Regions from separate parts of the Homo sapiens genome. Here region 1 is linked to region 2. A link is a loop called in an ENCODE intact Hi-C map of the cell type or tissue named here. Cell type or tissue: PC-3. All regions are shown on one strand. Each heading gives the region's core, and the rest is flanking DNA. Links, peaks and the distances in the headings are about the cores only.

The links. Hi-C counts contacts between places; a loop is a spot of excess contacts. Peaks named below come from ENCODE experiments on the same cell type or tissue, not always from the same donor. Only the 100,000 strongest peaks of a DNase experiment are listed, where the experiment ranks them.
Region 1: a loop joins it to region 2, with 7 times the contacts of the local background. A loop is called at or near these places in 1 of 110 quality-filtered maps.

What each region holds. Positions count from the first base shown.
Region 1 is chr12:99,956,466-99,962,940 of GRCh38, reverse strand. The region is part of intron 1 of ANKS1B (ankyrin repeat and sterile alpha motif domain containing 1B); the gene reads left to right. Among named protein-coding and RNA genes, the nearest start is that of ANKS1B, 25 kb to the left of the region's middle. In PC-3, for the core only: no CTCF peak of the experiment used is centred there; a DNase peak (open chromatin) is centred at 3,190; H3K4me3 peaks cover 481 bases; H3K27ac peaks cover 829 bases; H3K27me3 peaks cover 987 bases.
Region 2 is chr12:99,807,801-99,814,275 of GRCh38, reverse strand. It overlaps ANKS1B (ankyrin repeat and sterile alpha motif domain containing 1B), which reads left to right. Exons shown (of 27, transcript NM_001352186.2): 3 at 1,965-2,121. Among named protein-coding and RNA genes, the nearest start is that of GARIN6, 160 kb to the right of the region's middle. In PC-3, for the core only: CTCF peaks have their summits at 2,795 and 3,417 (motif pointing left); a DNase peak (open chromatin) is centred at 2,905; H3K27me3 peaks cover 834 bases.

The sequences.
Region 1 (6,475 bases), core at 643-5,642, 150 kb before region 2:
TCCGGAGGCTGAGGCAGGAGAATGGCGTGAGCCCGGGAGGCGGAGCCGGCAGTGAGCCGAGATCATGCCACTGCACTCCAGCCTGGGCGACAGAGCGAGACTCCGTCTCAAAAAAAAAAAAAAAAAAAAAGCTCAACATCACTGATCATTAGAGAAATGCAAATCAAAACCACAATGAAATACCATCTCATGCCAGTCAGAATGGTGATTATTAAAAAGTCAAGAGACAATAGATGCTGGCCAGACTGTGGAGAAATAGGAAGCTTTTACACTGTTGGTGGGCATATAAATTAGTTCAATCATTGTTGAAGACAGTGTGGTGATTCCTCAAGGATCTAGAACCAGAAATACCATTTGACCCAGCAATACCATTACTGGGTATATACTCAAAGGAATATAAATCATTCTATAAAGGTACATGCACACGTATGTTTATTGCAGCACTATTTACAATCTCGAAGTCATGGAACCAACCCAAATGCCCATCAATGATAGACTGGATAAAGAAAATGTGGTACATATGCACCATGGAATACTATACAGCCATAAAATAAAAAGGAATGAGATCATGTCCTTTGCAGGACATGGATGAAGCTGGAAGCCGTCATCCTCAGCAAACTAACACGGGAACAGAAAACCAAACTGCATGTTCTCATTTATAAGTGGGAGTTGAGCAATGAGAACACATGGACACAGGGAGGGGAACAACACACACCAGGGCCTGATGGGGGTGGGAGGGTTAGGGAAGAGAACTTAGAGGACGGGTCAATAGGTGCAGCAAACCACCATGGCACATGTATACCTATGTAACAAACCTGCACGTTCTGCACACATATCCTGGAACTTAAAGTAAAATTAAAAAAAAACAACTAAACCAGCCTGGATTTAAAAAATGTCATACTTAATACACAAGAAAACATCTAGGGATCTAAAGAGATCGTGATTTCTACTCTTTTCTTAACATCTTGTTTTCTTATCAATACCTCTAATAACGTAGGACCTTTTCACAGTATTTCAAAGTATTTGTATCTTGGCTTTCTGTTTTTATGGTGTCCTTGGGTGTCCATAGAAATGCTTCGTAAACTTTGTATTTTGTGACATTCATCAGCAGAACAAGGGAACATGCAGAGTACCTATCCTATTTGTTCCTGGATTACCTTTAAAAATCCCTCCAAAACTCTTGACTCTTGGGATGGATAGATACCTATTTTCTCCACAATCTAATCTATAGTATTATCATCATCTCACTGATGAAAGGAGTTGCAGAAAAGGGTACAAGATCCATGTTTAATATATCCTTCCTTGGAGGTCTTGCTTGCTTTTTCTTTAAAGGGGAATGGGAATTTATGACTATAGAAGTCTTTCATAGAATCAAGGAAATGTTGAACTGCCAGGCCTTGAAAAGACCAGGAATCAAGGCAGTGAGGATGAGGGGAAGGCAGGGAGATAGGATCTTGTAGCATAAACTAGGGGCTGCTGAGTCTCCTTGAGCCCCACCTCATGGCTGGAGGAGAAGGTGGACAAAATCTCAGAAAAGAGGCATGTGGAAAAATGTTTATTACCTCAGCGATTTTGTGAACTTTTTAAGAGAATACACTCAAACCAGAAGTCTTTCTTCACCTTACCTTTCCCACTTCCTTTCTGTTTAAATTCTCTCACTTCATTTGTTTTGTTGTTTGTTTTGTCTTGTTTTGTTTTGTTTTGTTTTTTTTGAGAGGGAGTCTCACTCTGCTGCCCAGGCTGGAGTGCAGTGGCACAATCTGGGCTCACTGCAACCTCTGCCTCCTGGGTTCAAACAATTCTCCTGCCTCAGCCTCCTGAGTAGCTGAGACTACAGGCGCCTGTCACCACGCCTGGCTAATTTTTGGTATTTTTAGTAGAGATGGAGTTTCACCATGTTGGCCGGGCTGGTCTTGAATTCCTGACCTCAGATGATCCGTCCGCCTCGGCCTCTCAAAATGCTGGGATTACAGGTGTGAGCCATCATGCCCAGCCCCTAACTTCTTTAAAGAACCAAAATACTGTGTGATGCAGTTGGACACCTTATCCAAAGTGACAATTGTGTTAATAGCAATGCTGTAACTGTCCAGGAGTTTCCAATAGTAAAGTCACTCAAAATGAATGCCTACCCTTCCTTTTCCCTGGTTATTGGCTATAAATGTTATTGAGACTCTGCCATTATTACTATTTTTAATATGTATTTATTTTAGATTAGCGAGGAACCCATTTGGAAAATTTTCGCAAACCCTTAGTTGACTAAGGGCCGCCAACACCTGAGTTGAGGACATTAATCTAGAGTTGCAAGTTTCTACAGATTCAGACACAGTCCAGGGTTTTCTTATTTCCCCTCTAGTTAGCATTTCCAGACTCCCTGCCTCTTTTCTCTCTGATTTCCTTCCTTTATAGTTCAGCTGCTTTCCCTTCTCAACTCAGCTGTGTCAGCTTTGGCTGGTAAACCCCGTGGTCAGGAAACTAGAAAATGCTCTGTGACTAAAGAGAAAACAGAGGGTTAGGGAGCAGAAGGAAAGGAAGGTTAAGAGAGACATGATTTGGCTGTGGTTTTCTCAGAGTAATTTATGTGGCTAATTCATTTAGATACCTGTGAGGCCAGATTATCTGTCTTAGAAGTTTATAAGGAAACCTTACCTCGCATAGATGGTCACAGCCCAGAAGAAAAGGGTAAAGCTTATCTATAGGGATTTAAGCGTTGCCACCCTTGGCTTTTAGAGCTTTTTATATAGATGAACTTGTGGTTTTAATCTACGTCTTTGAAACATTATTTCTAAACATACAGAAATATGAATCTTAAAATAATTCTCTATATTCTGCATTTATATAGCACACATTTTGCTCACATTATAAATCTCCTGTTCTTTTTGCAAATAAAGTGCTCATTTTGGCTGTTTTCCAGATATGACAGTTGGTGGACATGCTTCAGTAGAGAAAAGGAAATTTTCCCTGCTTATCTAGTCTCTCCCGTCTGCCCAAGATAGTGTGTCTGTCAATTGTGACCTGATTTTGAAATAATTTATTAAGTAGAGGGATGCATGATGTTATTTAAAATTTTGGTATGACATTGACTTTTAGTCCTTTATAATAAGCTCTTCACTAGATTCTCTGGGTGAGGTATATTGCTCTTGGGGTTTTAGAAATTTCTTAACTCCTTCCTTGAATTTGGACGCTGTTCAGTGTCAACTATGACTAATGTTTACTCAGGAAATTAAACACACTTGTTTATTCAGAAGATGAAGCAAGCGTTATGCTTTTTTTTGGCCATGAAAACATTATTTTGGAAATACGTTACTCTTATAGGTAAGGAAAATGTCCTTATATTAGCAAGCAGACTGCTTAAGCAAAGTAATAGACAAATAAATATACAATACTTACCTCTGTTAAAGTTTTTTGTTTTCATTAAATGTGTTGACATCTTTCCATATTTTTTAATGTTAGATTTTAATATATATGCAATAGATAGTAATTTAAGGTTTTTAATTTGTAATCTTTTCACTTGAAGTTGGGAGAGAAGTCTAAATGAATTATATTTCTTTTAAAAAGCATGTTCTTGGCCAGGCATGGTGGCTCACGCCTGTAATCCCATCACTTTGGGAGGCTGAGGCGGGTGGATCATGAGGTCAGGAGATCGAGACCATCCTGGCTAACACGGTGAAACTCCGTCTCTACTGAAAATACAAAAAAAAAAAAAAAAAAAAAAATTAACTGGGTGTGGTGGCCTGCACCTGTAGTCCAAGCTACTCAGGAGGCTGAGGCATGAGAATCGCTTGAACCCGGGAGGCAGAGATTGCAGTGAGCCAAGATCGCGCCATGCCACTGCACTCTAGCCTGGGCAACAGAGTGAGACTCTGTCTCAAAAAAAAAAAAAAAAAAAGCATGTTCTTTGGTTTTAAAAATTATTATTCTCCAAAATCTACCCGAAACCTGTATCTGTAATTCATTTCTCTCTCCTGCACGCTAGACATGTTATCCCCGGTGTCCTATTGAACATCTCCTCCTCAATGGAGGTATGAAATGCAAAACATTAATTATCTGTACCCAGAGTTCTGCTCTGTTACTTGCATCATTTGTGTTAGGAACTATGGTGCATCATTTAAACTAGAAACTCTAGAGCCATGCCTGACGTTTTTCCTTACTACTTCTGTCCACTCAGTATCACCACTTCCAATAACAGTCCTTCCAACCTGATTCCTCCTCTGCCATTATAAACATGTTATTCTTTGACTTAGAAATATATCAATAGAGGCTGGGCACAGTGGCTTACATCTGTAATCCTAGCACTTTGGGAGGCTGAGGTGGGTGGATTGTTTGAGCTCAGGAGTTAGAGACCAGCCTGGCCAACATGGCGAAACCCCGTCTCTGCTAACAATACAAAAAAATTAGCTAGGCATGGTGGTGCATGCCCGTAGTCCCAGCTACTTGGGGGGCTGAGGTGGGAGGATCACTTGAGCCCAGGAGGTTGAGGCTGTAGTGAGCTGAGATCGTGCCACTGCACTCCAGCCTGGGTGACAAAGTGAGACCCTGTCTCAAAAAACCCCCCAAAAACAAAAAAAATCAGTGGCTTGCCATTGCTTAATGAATAAAGTCCATACTCTTTGGCACATCACTTGAGGCCTTTTGTGGTTTGGCTCCCTCCTAACTGCCCCATTTTTTCACCAGTTCTTTGTAGCAGCACTCTCCAACCCGACTCAATTCCTGTACTTGGTGTTTTCAGCAGGCATCATGGACTTTCCACTGTTGCCTGCCCCTGTCTCTCCCAGAATGTCCGTCTTTCCCTTGTGTGCTCAGTGAATCCCTGCTCATCCTCCCAGACTCAACTCTGGCATAGTCATCTCTTCAAGGAAGCTTTGCCTGATCTCTCTCTATGGTGCTTCCCTGGCACCTTGTACATGCATCTATTTTTAGCACTTAGTATACTGCCGTGTAATTATTTGTTTACATGTTTGCCTTCCCACTAGACAATGAGTTCCTTTAAGTCTGAAACTTTGGTTTAGTTATCTTTGAAAGTGCTGTACAAATGTCTTTATTTTATGCCTAGAACATATACAGCATTCAGGAGATGATTAGTTGAGTGAATAAATACAGAACAGGGCACATGCTAATGGGACATGATTTGGATTGTATCTTTGAGACTAATTGTTGACTGAGAAGGTAGTCTTGGTTAGCAATGCCAGTGCTGAGAACAATTAAATATGATATATTTGAGCACCTATTATGTGCTAGGCATTGTGCCCATTGCCATACATGTTCTAGTTTTTGGGACAGTGAGAGCCACAGAAATTTAATAAGTCAACCAGGTAAGTAATTCGACTACATAAGCAACAGAATTGGATTTGGAATCCAAGATTGCTTGACTCAAAAGCCAATGCTCTTAATGCTGGAAAATTATCAGAGATGAGGAGGGAAAAGCCACTTTAAAACAAAGGCAAAACAATGTGTTTAGGGTAAAGGCAAATTTGGAATCATAGTTTCTACTTTTCACTATGGATTCCAGAGATTTGTAGGAGATATTTTGGGAGAGGCAGTGGTAAGCTCGTGCTCTTAGTAACTTTTGATAAATGAAAAAGTAAATTGCCGATAAGGTGGAGGGACTTAAAGAAAATTAAGCAAAGAGAAAAGAAAAAGTTGTGGTGGAAGGTGAAGGGGAGCAGGCATCACATGGTGAAAGGAAGGAAGGGAAAGAACTTGATCAATATGTTTGTATCAGATTTGGCTAAAAGGAGAAGCTAGGATTCATTAAGCACCTGGTATGTTCTAGTCTGTATAGATATATCGTCTCCTTATCAATGCTCACAACAAACCTCTAAGGTAAATATTATTTTCCTCAATTGCATTTGGTTAAAGTCTCACGTACTTCAGCCTAGAAGAGGTTGAACATCACGTAGACAGTACCTGATAGAGCTTGGGTTCAAAGCCAGCTCTGTAAGACTCCACTTTACGAGGAACAGTGATAATCGTAGTTGTAGCATCTGATATCTCAGTGCAGCAGCAATATGAATAAATCATTATGATGGATTAACAAGGTATTATGCAGAGGAAAAGTCAGTCTAACCAGGTGGATGCTTTCTGCTATGTCAATTGGTAATTGGAATTTTTATACTTTTAAAGGGAGAATGAACATAATATAGTTATGAAATCTCTTCTTGGGAGCCCTGCCTGCTGCTCTAAAATTGAGAGAATGTACTGATCAAGGGTGACATTAAAACAACTTACCACTGATGAGGCACAAGCACTGACCAGTCAGATGCACACTGGCTGTAAACATCTGGAGAGGCTACATGGTGTCTTTTGGCCTAGTATCAGTCCTGGTCTGTCTACATACTGGTGGGCTATGTCTGTTTAGAGGCTTCATTATCTGCAAAACTGAGAAGCAAAGATTTTTCAGCATGGATTGTGTTGTAGCATTATTCTATCACCCAGATTAATTTGTTATATATGCTAAACCAATTAGCATTTATAGTGA
Region 2 (6,475 bases), core at 1,033-6,032:
AAGAAAAAGAAAATGAGACTAAGTACAGTCATGTGTTTCTTAATGACAGGGATACATTCTGAGAAATGTCTAATTACGTGATTTCATCATTGTGTGAACATCATAGAGTGCACTTACACAAATCTAAGTGATATAGCCTGTCACACACCTAGGCTACATGGTATGACCCGTTGCTCCCGAGTTACATGCCTGCACAGTATGTTACTGTACTGAATACTGTAGGCAATTTTAACACAATAGATACAGAAAGTATTTATGTATCTAAACATATCAAAACATAGAAAAGGTACAGTAAAAATGAGGTATGATAATCTTTTTGAACAACCATTATATATGCGGATGGTCTGTTGTTGATCGAATTATCATTATGTGGTGTGTGATTATCATTTCTCCGGAATCACAGCCTCAGGTAGTTTGCATAGCTGGGACACAAATCCAAGTCTTCTAAATTCAGATTTCGTAAAATAATGCTGGTTTTTCAAAGAGAAATGTTAAAATTTAATTCTTAATTTCTCAGAAATTATATCATTAGACAATTTAGGACTCCTTGGATTCTAAATATTTCTACAACATATTCTTGTTTTTTTAAAATCATGATTTCTTACATTTAGCAATTAAGTCAAATGTTGTGACTTTAGGACACATTCTGGACAGTATGTTTTACCATTTACCATAATTTTGTATCATATCATATCTGTTTTTCTTGTGAGCTATCAAAATTCTAATCTTCCTTCTATTAAAATTTCCTCCAAATGTTTTCATTTGTTACTTGCATCTAGAGTCTGATTTTATGAAATGTTTAAATGTAAATCTGTTATGTTCACCCTCCCCATTAGTGATTTGTTGTATGTAAGAAACAACTTTATTATATATTGTAATTATATATATATTTTTATTTATGTGTGTCTGACTAGCATTTCATTTAGTGAGTTAATAGAATTTGCTTCTTAAATGCATCCAAATGAAAATACAGTTTTGTTTAGAATTACTGCTTTTGATTGTTGACATATATTTTGATATAATTTATGCTAATAATTATTAATTAATTCTTTCTAAGGTTGAGTAATGCAGGTCAGGATTTTTACTTTGAAAACCTGGTGGGGATTAAGTTCAAAATTTTTGAGGTAGGATATATTGAATATGTGTTGAAATTGCATTAATGGTGGAACTTGTCTTTTAAATGAGTTTCCCTTTTGAAATAATTTTTTATGCTTGGAGAAGAAAGGTGAAGGAATACAGAAGTAGGAACAAGGAATACTCAAAGTGTGTTGTGTGCCATCACTGAGAAGTTATTAAAATTTTTTTATTATTATTTTTTAACCCTGGGCTAGTACTACAGTTAGCTTGTCAAGGGTCCCTTACATACTGCACTTTCTTTCTCTTTTACATACCCCTTAAATCTCTTATTCCAATTATCTGTAGGAATGATGTGTAAATTTTATAAATGCCTCCTTGGTATTATGATAACTTTTTGTGTGTGTGTAAACAAGGAATATACTTGTAACTTCAACTTTTCCTTCAAACTAAATCTCAGATATGGGCTATCTGGAAAGAGCTCTTTTTTTAAAAAAAAAAATGGGAGTTGGTATCCTCTTCATTTTACTTAGCTCATCTAATTAATGAAATAAGTTAAGTTTTGCTTATATGAATTCTATTAAGTAGTTTAATTGGTTAGTCAATGTGTGCTCTCGCTCTCTTTCTCTCTCTCTCTCTCTCTGTGTGTGTGTGTGTGTGTGTGTGTGTGTGTGTGTGTGTGTGTGTGTGGCATGGGGTGATGGTTTTCCAGGTAAGTAAAATAGCCAAATGTTGAGTAGGCAAAAACTTTGAAACCCAACTTTATATCTTAGTACCTTGAATGATTACTCTAAATTCCCACCCAGCATCTAGTATTCTTTTAAAATTACCTATTTAATACAGTTTGTCTTGCTCAGCCTATTTTGTTGTTGTTGTTTTTTCCTTTTTAGGGACATAGTTCTCAAACTACTTCAGTATGAGGCATCAACAAATGTAGCAGACAACAAAGGGTATTTTCCTATTCACCTGGCTGCCTGGAAAGGAGATGTGGAAATTGTGAAGATTCTTATTCATCATGGACCATCACATTCCAGGGTCAATGAACAGGTGCACTTGCCAAATGTTTGCTCATGATGTAATTTTTCTAGTTTTACAAGGCAAAGCCATATTGAAAATGTGATTTTTTTATCTTTACCTTGCCCAAAGGCCTTTCCATTGCTGAATTTCCTAAAAGGAGAAATTTGAAAAATTCTTTGGTGTTTGGATATGATATGCAGGGACTAAGTTGGGCATTTGTAAAGATACTTTGTTAATGGGAAAATCCTACATAAAGGAAGTAGCTGAAATATTTTTGCCTGTCTTATATAATCAGCCATTTTATAGCCATTGAATATTTAAAGATAGAACAGAATTCATATGTGTAATGAGAATTACAATGTTTCTTAATACAATTTTGAATGCTAAAACAATGATATGCCTATCATTTGCATAATGCTTTACCATTTACTTAGCACTTTCATGGTTAAGTACTCTTGTGAATCAAAATGTGAAATATAGCATATACAGTTGCTTGTCACATATTAAGTTAAAATTTTTTGATATATATATATACAAACACAAACACATATGCCCAGAATAAGTTGAATAAAACACAGCAGCAGTATGATTCTGACAGTTAATGTATTTGTAAGTACACAATATCTATATTACACATAATGGACATATTTTAAAAAGAAAACCAGTGTCAGTATTCTAAACAGATAGGACCACAGATTCTAGAAAGTAAAATATGGTCCCCTAATACAGTATGATAACAAACATGTTGATCTCTGCATGCCCCCTACTGTTCCCATTTTGTAAAACTATATTTGAAAACCAGCAGACAGTCCAACAATTGAATTACAATCACGGCATTAAGCTGCAGGTTGGCAGTTGTCCAATATCAATGCAAGTAGGTTACTTTAGGGCAAGCATATCTAATAAAGCACAATTAGCATATTGTTCAAATGGATGCAGACTTTGCCGGACTTTGAAATTCAGACTGAAGGATAAAAAGTAACAATTGCTGTAAATAGCAAAGGGAAGAAAAATACATATTTTTTCAATGAAAATATATATGCAGTTGTTGAAAGGACTAATCAGGAAAACATTTTATTAATTGGAAAAGTATCTTATTAATATTTATCACAATAAAAATTTCCATGTTTACAGGTTACAAAAATGCAGAAATTTTAATAAGAATGCACCCAGTCTTTAAAACATGACAGATATGGCTATCTTTATCATCATATCATGCTAAAAGGAAATTTATGACAATGCTCTTCTCTTCCACAGAAAACCAACAGTTAGATCATTTATGAGATGAGCCATCTGGTGGTTATTCTTAAAATTGTCTGAATACTGCAAAGCAAACCTGAAATAATAAAATGGAAAAACAATCCAAGGTTAAACAAGAGGATGTTAGTTTTTACAAACAAGATGTTTTTAAATGACATGAAAATAAGAAATAACATATAGTATTCACTTACATTTGAAAGTGAAAAGTTGCTATATGTTTTAAAGAGAAATACTTGTTTTTGGTAATGTTGAATAGATCAATTAAATTACAAAAAGTGTCTTTTTAAGGAGACCATATTCAAAGTCCTTTGTTCACCTCTGTTGCTTTGTGTTGCGGTTTCTATTGGCAAGAAGTTGCAACTTTCTTACGATTTTTAATACCATAATTTTAGTATTTTTTCATTGTTATATGTATACTCTTTTGATGCTGATCATAGTTTTCCCATTCTATGCCATTTCTCCTAAATTTTTTGATGTAGGATTTTTATTTTTATAGATAACTTTTAATTTTAGCTTTCTTTTTTCCTTCTGAATAGGACAGAATCTTCTTGTTAATTATAAACTTTTATGTATTTAAACAATAAAGGAAATAAAAATGGTAATTAGCATTTATTGAGACATAAGGTAAAGCGGGCACTGTTCTAAACACTTTCACCTCAAAAATACGATTTAATGAATTCTCACAATAATCCTCTGAATTGATAATATCACTCGCATTTTATAGTTGAGAAATCATGCTCTGTAAAACTAAACAACTTGTCGAAGGCCACGTGTTACTGAGTGACTGAAACTGAGACTGAGACTCAGGACTTTGACTCCAGAGCCTTTTACACAACAGCGCATTGGTATTGTCATCCTAAATCCTATCACTTAATGGATTGTTTACTGTGTGCCAGGCATTGTGCAAAATACTTCATCCCCGTTATCTTACTAAGCCCTAGATTACTGTTGCTACTATATATATGGAGTTACAGCCTTAGAGAGATAGAGTAGATTGACCGTAACATCACAGCTACTAAGAAATGCAGCCAGTGTTTGAACGCAGGTTTTTCTGATCCAAAGCCTAAGCTCTCAACCAGTAATACATTTATGTTATGTTAAAATTATGCATTATAGTCAGGGCTTCATTCTGATTTCTGAAAGTTATCTTTGGTTTCTAATACAGCTTTCTTTAAAAATAATTCTATTCTACATTTTAATATTTAAAGTTTACAATGCATTTTAAAAATATGTTATCTCTTTTGGTTTATAAACTATATTATAAGGTTTATAGGGAAAATAATATTCTCATTATACAGATAAGATAGGTTTGGAGAGATGAAGTAATTTACATGGTAACACTTCAACCTAGGTCTTGTTCACCATTCTAAACAAAGTGGACTCTACCCGGATTATGGTTTTTATAATTGCCACATCCTTCTCTTTTATCATCTGATTATTTCCTTTTTGCAATTTAAATTTCCTTTAAATTGAAAATTTTCAATTTCTTTAAATTTCATTAATCCTTTCTTCCCTTTACCTTCTCTTCCTCTTTTTTTTTTTCTTTATTTTAACATTAGGGCAAAACCCAGAGGGGCCTTATCTGAAAAACACATTGCCTTTGCCATTCACCGAAACTCGAATCCAACTCTTGTTAGATGTTTTACTCTGAACCAAGAGTTTTTGGTAAATGGCTTTTGTTAGCCAGTTTTGTTCTATCATCCATTATCTGGAAGGGTCCTAATGTTTCAGAGAATACCCATTTGGTAAAAAAGAAGGAATTAAAAAACTTTTAAGAATATTCTGCATAGCCATACTAGGAATTATTAATCAGTGCCTCATCACAGCCTATTTATTTCAAATTAGATTATTTTAGATCACTTGTGAGCATACACAAATACACAATCATGCTCTCGTAAAAGTACCACCGTTGTGGCGTCCACTGAGGTGACGATCCAAGTATGTGATGATCATGGATAAAATCTGTGAACTTTTTATCCTGAGTAGGTCTTGAATGATTGATATATTTTCCCTTGAGATCTGAACAGTGCTAATTGGTGTTACTAGAAAATTTTTCGATTTTGCTCTTGTAATTTCCTAGGCTCAGGGCTCTGGACCAGTAGAGAGGCCTTTGAGGAATCATTATTTCATAACTGGCCTTTCTCTTTTCTCAAAGAGATACTGTATTTTGAAAACTGAGATTGAATCCCTTTCAGACCAGGGGGAAATTTGGGTTGGTCAGGAGGTATATATCTGTATAATGTTTTCATGGTGTGAAGTAATAAGATTGGCTGTTTTATAAGCCTGATAAGAAAAACAGATAAGAAGACCAGGGAGTCTAAACCTGTATGTGATCATTGTTTATGAAGAAGTAGATTATAGTAATACTTTCAAACCAAGTAAAGAAGGACTCCTGACAAATGATGGAAGAAACAGTACCCTCAGCTGGATTCCCCATCTAACAGGTCTTAACTTTTCATTGATTGTCTTGAAAGAGTAGATTTTTCCCTGTGGGTTTGACCTTCAAATGCTCTCTCTTGATACTTATTTGCAAGGTAAAGTAGTAAGAAGCCTTTCCTAGTGCTGTTTTCCCCTTGTCACTCTACTCCTTTTTAAATTTTCAAATCTTCCCTCTAGACTCTCAACTTACTTGCATTCTTCTATCATCCAGGGCAAACTTGAGTTACTTTCTAGAACATTAAGATTTGTTTGGGTCTGAACACTTCTTATCCTTTTATTTTCATCAGAACAGCTATCTAAACAGCTACTCCCTATTCTCGGTTGGTATTTTTCTGAGCAAAACCTCTAGAAATTCTGCTTTCAGATCACTAATTCCCAGCTCTTCTTTGACAATATAGCAACACATGGCAGACAACATGGTATAGTGGAAAGAGCATGGGTTTTGGATTTGTCAGATCCAGCTTGCAAAATATCTTAATTCTACTTGGATGTGTAATTTAACCTTTTTGTATTTTAGTTTACTTGTCCATGAAGTAGACAATTTTAATATAAATTTTGGAGAATTGTTGTAAGAGTTAAATGAGACAATATATATAGTTTTTAGGCACTCAACAAGTAGTAGTAGTAATAGTTCCTATTTTGGAAGGTGGTATGTGTGATGGTTAAGAACACCCACTTTGGGTCT